2 separate regions of the Homo sapiens genome follow, and region 2 is linked to region 1. Evidence: read pairs that join two places in POLR2A ChIA-PET (ENCODE). Cell type or tissue: PC-9. All regions are shown on one strand. Links, peaks and the distances in the headings refer to the core of each region. The heading gives the core; the rest is flanking DNA.

Evidence for each region. Peaks named below come from ENCODE experiments on the same cell type or tissue, not always from the same donor. Only the 100,000 strongest peaks of a DNase experiment are listed, where the experiment ranks them.
Region 2: POLR2A ChIA-PET joins it to region 1 with 5 read pairs; 1 of 35 experiments calls an interaction of 5 or more read pairs at or near these places.

Annotation. Positions count from the first base shown.
Region 1 is chr15:80,576,926-80,584,963 of GRCh38, forward strand. It overlaps ARNT2 (aryl hydrocarbon receptor nuclear translocator 2), which reads left to right. Exons shown (of 19, transcript NM_014862.4): 15 at 1-40; 16 at 3,486-3,624; 17 at 4,314-4,479. It overlaps ARNT2-AS1 (ARNT2 antisense RNA 1), which reads right to left and starts at 7,632. Exons shown (of 2, transcript XR_007064732.1): 1 at 6,893-7,632; 2 at 3,105-5,836. It overlaps MIR5572 (microRNA 5572), which reads left to right and starts at 4,178; the gene lies at 4,178-4,314. In PC-9, for the core only: no CTCF peak of the experiment used is centred there; DNase peaks (open chromatin) are centred at 2,466, 3,356 and 5,286; H3K27ac peaks cover 3,077 bases.
Region 2 is chr15:80,841,337-80,849,374 of GRCh38, forward strand. All of the region lies in intron 1 of CEMIP (cell migration inducing hyaluronidase 1), which reads left to right. It overlaps MIR549A (microRNA 549a), which reads right to left and starts at 737; the gene lies at 642-737. In PC-9, for the core only: no CTCF peak of the experiment used is centred there; a DNase peak (open chromatin) is centred at 3,245; H3K27ac peaks cover 3,545 bases.

The DNA.
Region 1 (8,038 bases), core at 1,391-6,390:
GAAGCCCATTTCCCTCTGGACACTCCGGGAAGGCCTTCAGGTATGTGCCAGCGAGGGGGACAATGGCGTGGGAAGATGCTCCCTCACCAAGAAAGCCCTGGGTCTCAGAGCACAGCTCTGTGGGCTGTAAGCATGAGTTAGTGGTTACTGGCGCTCAGGCCTTGGACTAAACTGAGGATTCTGGTGGCTCTGCTTCTGCTCTGTGAGCCCTCTATGAGTTGCCATAGATTCCTGGTGTCAGTTACTCTTTCTTGGATGTGAACAGCACCAGCCACTGTGTTCTGTGGCAGTGATTGCCAGGGAGAAGGGAGTGAGTTCCCTCTAGCCAGGACCCAAGTGAGCTGGAGCTGGGAACAGCTGACAAGGTAGCAGGAAGTATCCTGTCATCTGGTGCCCAGAGGCTACAGCCAAATCCAAGGAAGACTGGTCAGCTCAGCCCACCACGTCTGAGCCTCATCCTAAAGGGCACTCAAGGCTTCAGGCAGGGTGTCCAACCTTCCCAAGGGTTGGTTCTTAGCATCAAGGGCATCTGGTAGGTCACTGAGGAAGCCCTGACATCATCACTGGAGGCAAGGCCTGGCTCCACTGACTTCTGGGGAGACAGAAGCATCAACTGGGAAGAACGGTCAGAGAAGAGGCTGGCAGCTCTTGGGGAGGGTATGTGGGCACTCACCTGTGCCCACCAGACACCCTAAAGTTCCTCATGCCCAGCAGGGCAGGGCTTCTCCAGTGAGGTTGGCCAGACCCTAAGCAGAGCTTCCAGATGCAGAGGCCAGGAGGGCAGGTGGGGCCGGCCACCCAGAGAGAGGCCCCTGCCACGGGACTGCCCTAGCCACAAGGAATGAGGATTTTGCTTCCACACTGGTTCAAGGACAGACCTCCTGGAGACAGATTAGCAGACATTGCAGGGGCTCTGGCCACGCCTGCAGCTGAGTCTTGCTGAATTGCACACTGCTCTGAGGCTCTGGGGAGCCCTGGCTGCAGGCAGGGCCTCTGGTCTGGGGACAGCAGACAAGATGGCAGCCCTCTGTGAGCAGTCCCTAACCATCATCACCGCAGGTCACGCTGCTCTGCTGAGCAATAGTCAAGCCCTCCAGACTTCTCTTGGCTGCTGAGTTACTCAGCTACTCAGCACGCACTGACCGATCTCCGTTGATGCCAAGCCCTGTGCCAGCCCTGCCTGGGTGCTCATGTTCATGGGGTCCTTGTGACACTTGCTGCTTGTCCTCCACTCTGGACAAAGGGGATCAGGGAGAGCACAGCAGCAGGAGGTAAGGAGGGGACAGTTCAAAGGCAAGGGGACAGCCCAAGGTGGCATGACCGGAGAAGGTCTGGCTGACTCTTCAGCTAGGCCTGAAAGCAAAAGTCAGGTTCTGCCTCCTGACCAGGGCAGGGGTGCAAGGGCCTGAGGGGTGTGCTGAGTGAAGCCTTGGAGGAGGTGTTGTTGGAGGAGGCCTCACTAATGGGAGAAACAGAGGATGACCACGTTGTTCTATGACAACGGCCTCACACAGGCTCTGCACCTCACACTGGACTGTCTGCCCTGAGCTGTGTCTGCAGCAGCAGCCGTGGGGACCATGCTGAGGAGGAGGACACCATCACTGATGACCTTTGGGAGAAGAGTGAAGCTGCAGACAGGGCTCAGGGCAGACAGTCCAGCGTGAGGTGCAGAGCCTGGGTAACGCTGTTGTCATAGAAACAAAAATGTAGGGTGCACAGGGCAGTGATGAGTGATGGGGAAGGAAAAGCAGGTTTGGGGCAGCTGGCAGTGTGGGGAAGGAATCCAAGGAACGTCCGAACACCTGTGCAGAGCCTGGCATAGAAAAGGCACTTGCTGAGTACTAGTCTGTAAAATGAATGAATAAATGACTGAGTTAATTAAAGGATGCCTGTTAGGGCTAAAGCCTGTGGAATGGGCAGAATTTCCTGTATATCCGAAGGATCTGAGCTGGCTTGGGATGGGGTAGGCTGTGGGATGAAGGACTCTGGGGCCCAATACAGCCATAGGGAATCCTGGGCCGCTTGCAGAATGGTGTTGCTGGCACCTGAAGTGCATCCTCACCCACAGTCCTCCCTCTCTGGTCCCGCCAGTTTTGGCCCCTGCCTGTCCACACTAAGGCAGGCAGCTGTAGCCCAGAGGCCCCCAGGGAGGGCTGTGCACAAGGGCTGGCGCTTTGCCCCAAGAAGCCCATCCCTTTCTGCCAAGGCGCCTTTCCTAGGACCGTCTACGCTGTAGCGGCCCTCATCAGTCAGTGTTTTGGGGAGGACACCAAGGGCTGGGGGCTGTGGAGAGGGTCCTACTAGACAATAGTGACCAGAAAATGTCCTCTGAAGCAATACTTTCATCAGGAAGGAGAATGGGAAAGGAGCCCTTATGTTAAATGAGGAATTGATTGTATGAAGACAGAAATGATGTCCCCTTTATATAAGCCACTGAACTTGTTTTACAATGATCAGCTCAAGAATGTCTCTGACATTCTTGGTTTCTCCCTATTTTAAAAGGGATCAGATAGCATAGGAAACTTATTAGAATACAATAGTAAAATTTTACCCAATCTCTGCTGATCTCTGGCTTGCCTTTTTTTTAACACGGAGCTGAAAATCTACCAAAGCCTTCTGTGATGAGCCCCATTCTGCCCTACTTGACTGATTCATGGGCACCCAGCGCACTGCCCTGCATGCTGAGCTAGTCCCAGGGAGGCAGGAGGAGGGGCCTGAAACAAAGTAAAAGTCTGCCCCCAGCCTTTTAGTCTTTGATGAGCTTCTCATGTAATCGACATAGCCTGGAAAATCTCCTGGAAGAAGCGCCTGGTGGTACAGACAGTGCCTGCCGAGGAGCTAAGCAGGGTCAGAGATTTAGCCTGCAAAGGCCATGCAGAGAGCACGGCACACAGCAGGGGCCTAATAAAGACAAACTGAGTTAAGTCGAAGGTGAACTGAAGGTGGGAGGGGTAAACTCTGGGTAGCAGGACTAGGCCCCATCCAGCAGGTTTTCATTGAGAAGCTTTTCTTTCCGTTTAAAACTGACAGCCTGCAACCTATTTCCTGAATCCTTAAGCCTCATAGGTGCCCCAAAGGAACAAATTAACCAGAGCACAAAAGAGTGAGTGAACAGTGGGACTGATTTTTATTCTAAGAAGCTTCTCTCTTTCTGGGAACCAAATCATCTGCTGAGAGCAGAGGATGTACAGGCATAGGATAGGGGCTGAAGAGTGCGTGGGAGACCCTGGGGAGAACGAGGAGAGGAAGTACCAGACTACTAGACATGGCAGGACTACTCAGCAGTGTAGAGGAAGCCCTGAAGGGAGAGGAGGACGGCCAAGGGGCTTTGAGGCTCACGATGTGTGAGTCATTTTCTCTAGTGACGTGCTGCATGGAGAGAGAGCCAGGAAGATGGCCCAGGGCAGATTGTGTGGTTGGCTGGGCACGTAGACTCATGCAAACCAGGTGTGTCCTCGGGATAAATGCATTTTCCTCTTTTCTAGCTCTTCAGTGGTTCATGTGCCTGGAGTGAATGATATTCAGTCCTCTTCTTCCACGGGCCAGAACATGTCCCAAATCTCCCGGCAGCTAAACCAGAGTCAGGTGGCATGGACAGGGAGTCGTCCGCCCTTTCCGGGACAGGTATGGGCATCTGTGAGGGCATCTCCCCTGGGTGACCAGAGAGGCAGAGCACTCTGGGAAGTGTTTTCTTTGGATTGCGGTTCTGAGGATGGGTCGGCTCCTAGCTGGAACCAACCACCCTAACAGCAGCTGGCTACTCAGGAGCACCATCCACCCTCAGGGCTCTCGGAGAGCCAGGTGCCCAGCCTGCAACTTCAGCAGCCTTTTCTCCTTACAGCCATGCCCTGAGGCAGCTGGCAGGGAAAGGTTGGGCAGGTTGAGACACCTCATCAAGAATGAGCCCCTCACTACTCTGGACCTCTGGCTGCCCCTGCGCCAGGAGGGCATGAAACCACCAACCCTTGTGACATCCCCAGACCCTCATAGTCACTGTGAGGGTGGGTGTTGATTGGGCTGAGGGAGTTCTAGGTGTTCATAATGCCAAGGCCTTGGTAACCAGACTCCAGAGGGCCCGGATCCTCGTAGCCCTGGGGAGTAACTTCAACCAGACGTGCCCCAAAGATCCTGCAGTTCCTGGGCCCTCACACACCGGGCTGATCCCAGGCCTGTGCCTAGCCAGACAAGAGGGTCATGGGGAGTCACTGTCAACCCAGAGCAGGCACTGCCCCTGCGACCAGCCTGGGGCATCGGTTGGGGTGCAGGGGTCTGCTGGTGATGCTTTCCATCTCTTTGCTTTGTCCTGATTGTAGCAAATCCCATCTCAGTCCAGCAAGACTCAGTCATCTCCCTTTGGGATTGGAACGAGCCACACCTACCCGGCAGACCCCTCTTCCTACAGCCCCCTCTCCAGCCCAGCTACCTCCTCGCCAAGTGGGAATGCCTACTCCAGTCTTGCCAACAGGACTCCAGGGTTCGGTAGGTGGGGAATGAGGGAGTGAGATTCTGGGAAAGCCAGCACAAATGCTTTCTGAACAGCCTGAATTCAGGAGGCTGAGCTCCAAGCTCCCAGCTACCAAAACAAGGTCTGGAGGTTTCCAAGCACCTCCTCTCTCTCTGGCTATGAGGAGGCCTATGGTGTTCCTAAGAGACTGGATGCTTAGGCCTTGGCTTTGTGATTTGACTTTATCATTTTCAAGGCATTGGGATGATGTTGCTGTGCTGTGAGGTGATCTGAATACCATTTTAACCCATTATGGCCCTGGCAAGGATTTTCAGGTCCCCCAAGTCAAAAACCTTATAGTCTTGTTTCAAGAAACTAGAGAATAGCTATAGAGACAATCAATTGCATAAATAACACTGCAAAGTTTTCTGTCTCTTTTAAATATTAAAAACACCTATCTTACTTTGTTAACAAAACCTCAGGCCATAGAGGGTTAAGGAACCGCTGTGTCCTGTGCATTTCTCAGGATCCTGGGCCTTGCCCACTCTCCGTGTGTGTAAGGAACCTCCTCAGCATGTCTCCCAGGGCTAGGGTTCCACTCCACGTCAGGACAAGCTCATAAGAGACCCGTGGTCCTGGTAAGAAGTCCAAGCTGGTGCCTGCTTTCTCACAGTGAGGTCACTGGGTGACACCCAGCAGTGCGGCTCATAGAGCTTTTCTCTACAGAATTGATTCCTCAGATGAGCGTGAATCTGAGCCCAAACATCTGAATTTCCACGTGGCAAGTTAAAAGCTTCCATTAGAACTGCTTGTCTGTCAGCCTTATGAACAATTCTGTGCAGGCAGGGCGCGGTGACTCACATCTGTAATCCCAGCACTTTGAAAGGTCAAGGTGGCAGATCACCGGAGCCCAGGAGTTCAAGACTAGCCTGGGCAACATTGCAAAACCCTGTCTCTACAAAAAAAAAAAAAAAAAATTAGCCAGGTGTTGTGGTGCATGCCTGTAATTCCAGCTACTCAGGAGGCTAAGGTGGGAGGATCATTTGATCCCAGGAGGTTGAGGCTGCAGTGAGCCATGATCACACCACTGCACTCCAGCCTGGGTGACACAGTGAGACCCTGTCTGAAAAAACAAAAGAAAGAAAAATGCTGTGCAGAGCCCCTAGCACACAATGGGGAGTTGTCATCTGCTGCCCAGCCCTCCCCACCTCCTCCACTAACAGCAGCACGTCCGTCCCACTCAGCCCGAGGTCTTGGGGCACAGCATTTCCTGAGGCCATGCTTGTCCCTCCAGCCTTAGTCCCATTTACTTGCAGTGTGTCTCCTCTTCGTCTGTTAAGTATTCTCGCCACGTGGTTCACTGGAACCCAGTTTAGAAGCACAGCACCCTGTCTGAGGAAGGAGAAACCCCATAGCAGTTGCTCTCAAGTCAGCCAGGCACTCAGCACGGTTACCACCTTGAGCCCAGAATCCTGTTTCTCAGGATAGCATCCACCTTCCTGCAGTCACACGTGAGATCCTTCTCCACATCTGGTTCCCCACCCGGGTGTGGAGAGACCCCTTCACCTCCTCCTGAAGGTGGGCCTCATAGACTCAAGGCCTCCTGGGTACCTAGTCCTTCCCGGAAGCCCAGGGACCATCTGGCACCGATCTACTCAAAAAAACCTTCAGTGCCAGGCCCCGAATCAGCCCTGGAAGACAGGAGACCTGGTCCCCACCCAGAGAAGGACACAGTCCAGAGACTGGGTCAGGGGAGACAGACAGAGGTAAAGGGAGGCAGGCAGGACAGTCTGCAGGTGCGGCAGCCATGGTCTGCGTGGGGGCCCTTGTGGCTGCAGGCCAGGACAGTCGTTATGTCTGATGGGGTCAAGAGAGGCTTCGGAGCAGAGCTAACACGCAACCGTGGCAAGGTCTTGGAGCATCCCACTGTGGCCGTGACGAGACAGGTGGGCAGGCCACTTCCCTGCCCCAACCATCCAGTGCCTTTAGCTCCATGCCTCTGTCTAGTCTCCACTAAACAAATGCCAGGCCCTGAAGTATAAATGGAGACGGGACACAGGAAGGACGAAGCCCTGGGTTGAGGCCACTGCACCACTGTGGCCAAGAACAGGCTCAACACAGATGGGGCTCCAGGTTGGGTTTTTACATTTGCCTTTGAGCTATCTCACACTCAGATGATAATAATAGTAATGATAGCAGCCTGCCCTTAGTAGGTACTTATTATATGCTAGCATGTAGCATTCATTCAGTGCTCACAATAGCCCTAAGAAGGAGATACCATTATTATTCCCATCTCACAGATAAGTAAACTAAGGCACACTGAGGTCAGATAACTTACCCAGGCTAACTTACTATAGCTGATAATAGCAGAATCATGCCTTTGGAGCCAAGAATCAAAGCTGGGCAGTACATCTGAGACTGTGTTCCCATCCACTACTCTGTACTTACCATCATTTTCAAATCCATTCACAGGGGACCTCAGAATTAAGCAGGAATTGGATGTCCCAGCAGATGGCCCTTGATGTACATTCATGAGAAAGGGGCTGGAACCCTTCCAATGAGGGCATGGAAAAAGCATATAAAATCGAGAAATGAAGGACTGAGAAGTTTCTTATGGCCTTGCCATCAGTGCATCATGTGTTACCTTTGGCCACAGCTATTTGAGTGGAATAGGATGCAGGGAGAGTGTGTTGAAAGCCAGGCTGTGGTGGAGTGAACAGGTGATAGAGTGGAGACGAAGCTGAGCAGGAGAGCAGGAAGGGAGGCACAGTCTTGGGAGGGAGAGGGAGACCTCGAGGCGAGGGGTTGCTGTCATCGTCTGTGATGAGTACACTGCTGGAGGAAGGCTCCCAGTGCAGGCAGAGGGGACCCAGCATAAGGTGTTGGGGTTCACATCAGAGGTGTAGAGGGGCCTGGAAAATGGGTGGACACCAGACCCCCTTCTGACCACAGGGTCAGCTTTTACTCCACAGGGCTTCAAGGAAGTGGAGTGCTGGCTGGGAGAAGAGGGCAGGCTTTGGTTAAGGACAGAAGAAAGAGGGTGTGTGTATGGTTAGGAAGAGGACCCAAAGGGTTGTTCGTTAGTGAGGATGGTTACTCCCGAGGGCACAGTGGGAAAGGGTGCAGGGAACAGAGCAGGTAAGAATGGGTGAGTGGAGAAGGAACAGAGCAGGTAAGAATCGGTGAGTGGAGAAGGAACAGAGCAGTCTGCCCCATTAATGGTCAGTTTCATTAATTATTAAACACAAAGCAGGCTTAAAAAACAGGCCGTGTTTACATTTGCAATGGACACACACCCTAGCCCAGCGTGGGCACATCTGAGTGGCTTCCCAGTGCCCTCTGTGCAGCCCTGGGGCCTATTGGTGTGGCACTGATGGGTTCCCAGTCCTGACAGCACCCCACGGTACCTGGCCTCAGTTCATTATCCATGGCCAGAGCCCAGAGAGATAATGCGGTTGATCCCAGCCTCCTGCTTCTGGCTGGCTGGAGCAGGCAGGGGATTTGGAATGCCTGCTGAGCAGACTTGCCGGACGTCACCCAGTGGTGGACCAGGGGCAGACATCGAGTTGTGACAAGCATAGCATGTCACTTTTG
Region 2 (8,038 bases), core at 1,268-6,267, 260 kb after region 1:
AAAGGGCCCCCATGACAGTGATGGGTTGGGGGTGGAGAAAATGCTCTAGGAGAGACCCTGGAGTCCACAGGCAAGAAGGGCATGGGATCATCCTTTCCCTGCTCCTCCTAAAGGGCAGGCACTGCTCCACTTCTTGGTTCCCGTCCACTCTGTTGGTACAGACATGGGGGAAGCGGGCAAGGGATATGACTTCTAGAATTTGGACCTTGTTTCTCTCTCAGGCACTTCCACTTGCCCTTAACCTGATCTCCTGCTGGTTCAGTCCACCTGGTATGTTTATCAGGAGGCTCTTTCTTTTTCCTTCCTTCTCTTCTCTGTCCATGGCTTTCCCTCTTACAGGTCCTTGGTAGCTGCCGGAGCCCTCCCTCCAGGGGGTGTTGGCCAATGACAAGGCTGGGAGGCCAGGGCCGACCAATCAGAGCAGTTGGCCGTATTGCTGGGAATTAATAGCAACATTGCATATGGGGAAAGCATGAGATTTGGGATCACACAGACCTAGATTCAACGCCTTCCCTAACTGGCCAAAAGACCTTGAGACAGCTGCACAAATTTCCTGCAACTCTGTTCCTCATCTGTAAATGGTGATACTAATTCCTGGCGGGGATTACATACAAAGATGCATGGAAAATGCCTAGCACAGTGCCTGGGATATATTAAGAGCTCATCCATAGTTGTCACTGATTTGAGACAGTGACAACTATGGATGAGCTCTCAATATATTCTTGAGTTGCATGTCTATCAGAAGATGTGATGCCAGGTTCTCAACAGTCAACTTAGAAACACACTCTTGGAATAGAAACACGTTGGGTACCATTTGTACGTGTATTATATATGTATTTCCTTTTCATCTTTTACCTATTCTCTTTTAAACAGAGTGGTGGATTAAAAGGTAATGAATTACGCACAAAGTAGCTTCTCACTTCTCACTGCCTTTCATTTTTCTTCTCCTCCTACTTGGCCTTTCTCCCCCACCAGGACCTTTACTCTGGTCTTCTGTGTTTGCTAATTCATTAGTCAACAAATGTTTACTAAGCACAAAGACTCGTTCTTTGTTCTCAAGGGAGGGAGGCAGACAGATGATTGCAGCAAGGTTGAGGATAAAGAGAAATCCGGGGTTGGGTGCGGTGACTCACACCTGTACTCCCAGAACTTTGGGAGGCTGAGGCGGGTGGATCACCAGAAATCAGGAGTTTGAGACCAGCCTGGCCAACATGGTGAAACCCCATCTCTACTAAAAATACAAAAATTAGCTGGGCGTGGTGGCAGGCATCTGTAATTCCAGCTACTGGGGAGGCTGAGGCAGGAGAATCGCTTGAACCTGGGAGGCAGAGGTTGCAGTGAGCCGTGATTGTGCCATTGCACTCCAGCCTGGGCAACAAGAGCGAGACTCCATCTCAAAAAAAAAGAGAGAGAGAGAAATCCAGGATGTGGAGGGGCCTGGAGTGCAGAAGACATCTGGGAGATCTTAGAGAGAGGCTTGAGGTTTGAGAGAGAATAAGGGTCGTGGCAGCAGGAATGAGGAAGAGATGGATTCATGAGACCTGTAGAGGGACCTTCCAGGAGGTCCCAGGGGTCAGTGGATGGGAAGAGCCAAGAGGAACTCCTCATTTCTGTTTAGATGATTGAGTGGATGACATTGTCACCAACTGAAAGCAGAAGCAGCAGAGAACATCTTGCTAGTGAGAGGTGATGAGCTGGACCATACAAGGTGACCTTTAAAATGCTGGTGGGACAACCAGGTAGAACCATCCCATAAATGATAACAGTGAACTCACTACATGCCAGACTGTCTTAGGTGTTGTATCTTATTTAATCTCCACGATGGCCTTATGAGGGAAGGCACCATCATGATCCTTACTTTTCAGGTGACTATTTTAAGGGTAAGAAATATTAGGTAACTCACCAGTCCAGTGGTCACTGGTTCAAGTGAGTAGAGCTAGTCTGACTCCAGAGCCCATCTTCTTGCCCATTTCATGTATTTATTCAATTAACATTTATTGAAGACCTACTATGAAGCTGGCACCGTTTAGATGCTTTGAATATATCAGTCAAGAAGACCTGCCTTCACGCAGCTCCTGTTCTACTGCGCACACTGCCTCTGCTCAGAGACAGCTGAGGATATGGATGACAGTTCTGGCTGGAGGGGCAGGGGGGCTGCTACACCCACTCCCACTCTGAAATCTCACTTCCAGGGTGAGGGACAGGTGCTTCCTTCACCCACCCACATCAGTCTATATCCCCATGCTAACCATTTTGCTTTGTGCCAGGCCAGGTGGCAGAAGGAAGGGCAGATGCTTGAGAAGGACAGTCATAGAATAGTTCCTTCTAACCCTTTTGTGGCGTCAGTCTCAGACGGTTTCTATATGGAGCTGGACATATCCCTCCATCTCTATCAGCTCATGGTGGAGACCATGTGTTGAGGAGATCATGAAGGGGCTCTTCCTCTGGGTGCTCTGTCACCCAGCCCCCAGCAGCCCACCCAGGTGTCAAAAGACAGGTCTGCCCCTCACTCCAGAGAATAGCTAGGATCCTGGTGGCATGGCACTTTGGAAAGTATGAGACCCCTCCTTGTTTTACAGAAGAAGAAACTGAGGCAGGGAGCAGCCAGTCATTGCCCGAGGCTTCCTGGCAAATTAGTGACAGAGCCAGTTGAGAATGCAGCCCACGTTTGTGTTGCTTCAACTCAGCCCCAGATCCTTCACTCTCCATGGGGGCTGCTTTGGGGAAGCCAGCTTTGCACCCCCACTTCCCTGGAAGGCAGAGCACTAAGGCTGCCACCCAGCCATCGCTCAGGCGGGTCCACACAGCCCCGGGCCAACCTCCCTGGCACTCACACCCAGTGTCCGGAGCAGCTGGTCAGTGGGCGTGGAGCTCCTGCTTGTGTGCCCCCACCCCTGTCGCGCCCTCCCCCTGCCTGGGATGAGCTGCAGCTGCCTCGGGGCCTCTCTGCCTGCGCCCCCCAGCCAGCCTGTGCCCTGCTTTAATGTGTCCTGGGGAAAATAGCTGGCAATGCTCAGGCGACAAGCAAAGGCCATTTTTTAAAAAAAGACTAATGCCAGGATGAGGGGGCAGGAGGGGGTGGAAACAGCTGCAGGCTCCTCTTCCAAATTTAGCCAGGTGACTGCTTTGCCCTGCTCCTCTTTCTCTGGGGTTTTTGGGTGGCCATTGCCTCCATGGTAGGACTGTGTTCCTGAAAACCACCCCCCAGATGACTCACAGAGCTGTGGCAGCTCAGAGAGGAATGTCTATTCATTTCAGCTGGGGCTCTTGTCAGCCAGTTGGACCTGACCAGCAGCTCCACTGTTGCAGAATTGGGCTGCTTCCTACTTCCTGTGTCCCCATCCGATTTCAGGGCCTACCATCCCCAAAGTGACAGAAGATAGCATGGAATGAGGCAGCCATGCCCAGATATCAGAGGTGCTGAAAACATCCTGAGGCTGTGTAGAAACACAGCGAAGATTGGGGCATGGAGCAGGAGCAGGAGAGAAGCCAGGTGGCCCAGCCTTGGGTTGGGAGAACAGGGCATGGCCCCAGCCCCAGGGTGCCCATGGGCAGGACTCAGAGCCCCAGAACCGAGCACTCACCATGTCCACTTCTCATTTATTCTTTAAGTGTTAGAAGGACCTTCAAATCAGCTCATCCAGATGTTCCTAAGTATGAATGATTTGTAAAACGATTTTATGGATATATATGGATAATATATATCCATAAATATTATCCATATACATATATAGATAAAGCTAAATTGTTCTGCATAACCAGTAATTTGACAATTATTTATTGGGGGATGAATCTAATGTCTGAGGAGGAATACATTTCAAAAATATATTGAGGCCGGGTGTGATGGCACTTTGGGAGCCAAGGCAGGAGGATTGCTTGAGCCCAAGAGTTTGAGATCATCCTGGGCAACATAGCTAGACCCTGTCTTCACAAAAAATTTAAAATTTAGCCAGGCGTGGTGGTGCATGCCTTTGGTTCTAGCTACTTGGGAGGCTGAGGCGGGAGGATCTCTTGAGCCTGGGAGGTCAAGGCTGCAGTGAGCAGTGATCACACCACTGCATTCTAGCCTGGGCAACAAAGTGAGACCCTATTTCAAAAAAAGTACCCAGAAATATATTGAGCAAATATGGTGCTACATACAGTGTGGATGATACAGGTAGTATATGAACATGGCACTAAAAAACCTGTCAGTGGAGCCTATTTGAGAAAATATGGGAAATGCTGATCATCACCTTCCTCTTTGTTCTGGTTTTCTGGTCTTCTTCTCTGGTCTCCTTCTCCTTGGTCTTCATCCAGGGAAAACAGACAGTTCTATGAACTGATTTTGGTGTGGTGGGATCTGGGACAGCAGGCATTCCAGCCTTTAACCTTCCCACAGTGACTTTGGCTGTGACCTGGGATGGAGTGGGCAGGCCATAACTGAGGTGGAAAATCCTGTCAGTGAGCTAGATCGAGTCATTAGGCGGAGCTGGATGGGATCAGAGAAAATGGCTTAGACCCTGGAGTGTCACGAAAAGACACACAAGGCAACTAGTGAAGTCAGCAGACATTCCAGCACCTGCCCTCCTCCCTCCATCCTCTAGATCTAGGAGACTCCTCCTGACACACCCACCTCAGACACTTCAGCCTGTCCCTGTTCTGGGCACGCATGCCCTCTGCTACATACACTCCCACCCTCAACATCACTTCCAGGCTGAGGGAACAGGTGCTTCCTTTACCCACCCACCTCAGTGTAAATCTCCATACAGACCATTTTGCTTTGGGCCAGGCCAGGTGGCAGAGGGAAGGGGAGACACTTGGGAAGCACAGTCATGGAATACTTTCTATCTAACCCTTTGGCAGTGTCAGGCCCAGATGGTTTCTATTATGGAGGTGGACGTTTCCCCCATCCCCATAAACTCACCCACATAGGCCCGTGTGGGACATGCATTGACTCATTCACTTATAGTCACTCAACCAACCAGAGCGCTCTTCCCCCGTCTCTCTCTGGGTCAGTAATGCTTGTCTTGCAGGTCTCCAGATAGCCCGAGACAGGCTTTTCCTCCCCCAGGAAAACCTTTCCTGTGCTTCACCTGCTGGGTGGATCACCTGTCAGTAGTGCTTAGCCTGCACTAATCATCGTTGTAGGTCAGAGGCCTCTGGAGCAGCTATTCATGTGCTTGGCCGTCTGGGTCAAGGGAACTGATGTTCAAACAGGATGTGTGCAAGCTCATCTTCTCACCGGGGTGGTACTGATACTGCCCAGGAAACTAGTGAGGAGTGAACTTGATGAGTAACAGCAGCTTAGAGACAGTGTCATCTCTTTTCTCAGACCCATGTGGAAGGGAGAAAGGCCTGCCTGCCGGTGGTCCCGATGCCACTAGGTGGGGCAGGATTTGAGTGATCAGCTCAAGATCTGAAAGATCAAAGGTGGCTGAAATGAAAAGGACGCTTTCTAAGCATAAATGTGAAGTCCTAATTCCTGGCTCAGCAACTCAGCTGTTGATACTAGAGCCTAATAATCACTTGTTGTGGTGACAAGACTTGGGGGCTTTACTCAGTGGTTTCCATTTCCTGGCTGTGCACTGGAAGCCCTGAGCACGTTTTTAAAAGATCAAGTCCAGGGTTCCATCCCAGAATGTTCAGAATGAAGATCTCCAGGAAAGGACTTAGGAAATTGTGTATTTTAGAAGTTCTCCAGGTGGTTCTTATGTAGCTTTTGATTATTTTGGAGGTGGGGTGGGCAGGACAGGGTCTCGCTGTGCCACGCAGGCTGGAGTGCAGTGGCACAATCTTGGCTTCTCTATAGGAAAGCCTTGACCTCCCCAGCTCAAGCCATCCTCCCACCTTAGCCTCCCAAGCAGTTAGGATTACAGGCATGCACCATCATGCCTGGCTAATTTTTGCATTTTTAGTAGAGATGGGGTTTCGCCATGTTGGCCAGGCTGGTTTTGAACTCCTGACCTTAAGTGATCAGCTCACCTTGGCCTCCCAAAGTGTTGAAACTGCAGGCATGAGCTGCTGCACCCAGCCCTTATGTAGCTTTTGGAAACAAGTGAGGAGTGAACTTAGGGCTTTATGGGAAGCATCAATACATTACATCAATAAACCAAATGTGAGCCAACAGAAAGCTTCCGGGTTGGGGTGCAGTCTGGGCTCACCACAGCTCTAGCAGCGACTCAGGACCATGTTGTGAAGAAAGTAAAGATCCAGTCCCTTCACTGCTATACCACCTGGGAGTAGGACCCCCAGAATCCAATATTTCAGGTATTTCATCTGCTCTAGCAAGATGCCTTTGACAAACAGCTGCAATTTGTGCCTGTGTGATGGTCCTAGTCACCAAGGGTGGTGGCCAGCAAGGCTACTGAGAAAATAGATCCTCACTCCATGGGCTCAGAAGGCTGATGCTGGGACCATCTTCTTTCATTCTGGCAAAACCGTGGGTTTCTTCAGAATGTCAAAGTGCAGAAGGGCGCTGTGGGTGGCAGGATGCTTGCTGGCCAGGTAGCAGATGGAAATCAGTGTCCCTGCCCACCCAGGAGGAGCCAGGAGCAGAAGGTGAAACAGTGAGCCGTGGAGATGCTCGACTCTTCCTGAGATTCCTTCCATGATTTCCAGAGACGGTGAAGTCACGATGCACAGCTCTCCAGCATGTGCATCTCCTCCTCAAATGCCTTCTGCAGGGACAAAGAGGACTTTATCCTCAAGAGTGGGACACAGTTCTGTAGCAAAATGTGGCAGGTTGAATGGAAATAATGATCTTCAGAACTTTAAGAAGGAGATGACCCAGATGAAATAGAAATTGGGTAATTTATCAGAAAGCCTGGAAAAACATCTGAGAGAGACCCCTGCAGGAGACTGAGGTCTGGAAGGGCTGAGGTAGCGTATTCTTATTCTGGCCTCCACAAGCCGCATGGACTCCTCCTATCTGGCCTCGTCACCTGGCCTCCACCAGCCTTTTTCCTATAGGGAAGCCACTCACGCTCCACAGTTCTGGGAAACGGACTGATGAGAGATTTAGTTCTGGACAGCCGCCCCTCAACTGTTCCTGTTCCATGCTCTGACACCTCGGGTTGGCCTCAGACAATCTACTCAACACCTTGTAATACATTTATAGACCTGTGGCTCAGGAAAAGCTGTGGGGAAGGACAGAGCTTCAGCAGGCCAAGTCCCAAGCCTGTGGGGCCTTTTCTTCTTGAACTCATGCAGTGGCTGGCATTTCTAGGGAGAGGGCTGAAGTTCAGTTCACATCGTCCCATTTATGGAGGATCTCTCTTGGGGTTATTCTTCCAAGGAGCATCAGCAAGAAAGGAAGGAAGCCATCTCTTGATGTCCTGGGGCACTGCCTGCCCATAGATGAGAAGGGGTTCCCAGGCGGAAAGAAGGGGTGCAGGAAGCTGCACCCAAGAAACCAGTTTCCCCAGCTTCTGAAAGTAGGGCCAGCCCTGCAATGTGGGGTGCAGCTGCCCAAGAGGGGCTAAATGGACCTTGCAGGGTCACTCCAGATGAATCTTTTCTGCACTCCCAGAACTCAGGCCTCAACCTCCTCATGGTCAGTGTGTTCTCTGATGAGCGTGTGCGCGTGCACACACACACACACACACACACACACCCTGGCTTCAGGGATCTCTTTAGAAATTTTTTTTTTTTTTTTTTTTTTTTTTTTTTTTTTTTTTTTTTTTTTTTTTTTGAGAGAGATAGAGCCTTGCTCTGTTGCCCAGGCTGGAGTGCAGTGGTGCTATCTTGGCTCACTGCAACCTCTGCTTCCCAGGTTAAAGTGATCCTCCCACCTCAGCCACCCAAGTAGCTGGGATTACAGGCGTGCATCACCACAGCTGGCTATTTTTTTTGTAGAGATGGGGTTTCACTATGTTGGCCAGGCTGGTCTCCAACTCCTGACCTCAAGTGCTGCCTTGGCCTCCCAAAGTGCTGGGATTATAGGTGAATGAGCCACTGTGCCTGGCCAATCTCTTTAAAATATGTCTAGAGTCCATGTCTCTCTCTTGATCTCCGGACTCACCTATGCAACTGCCCACTGAGCCTCTACACGGGCCACCTG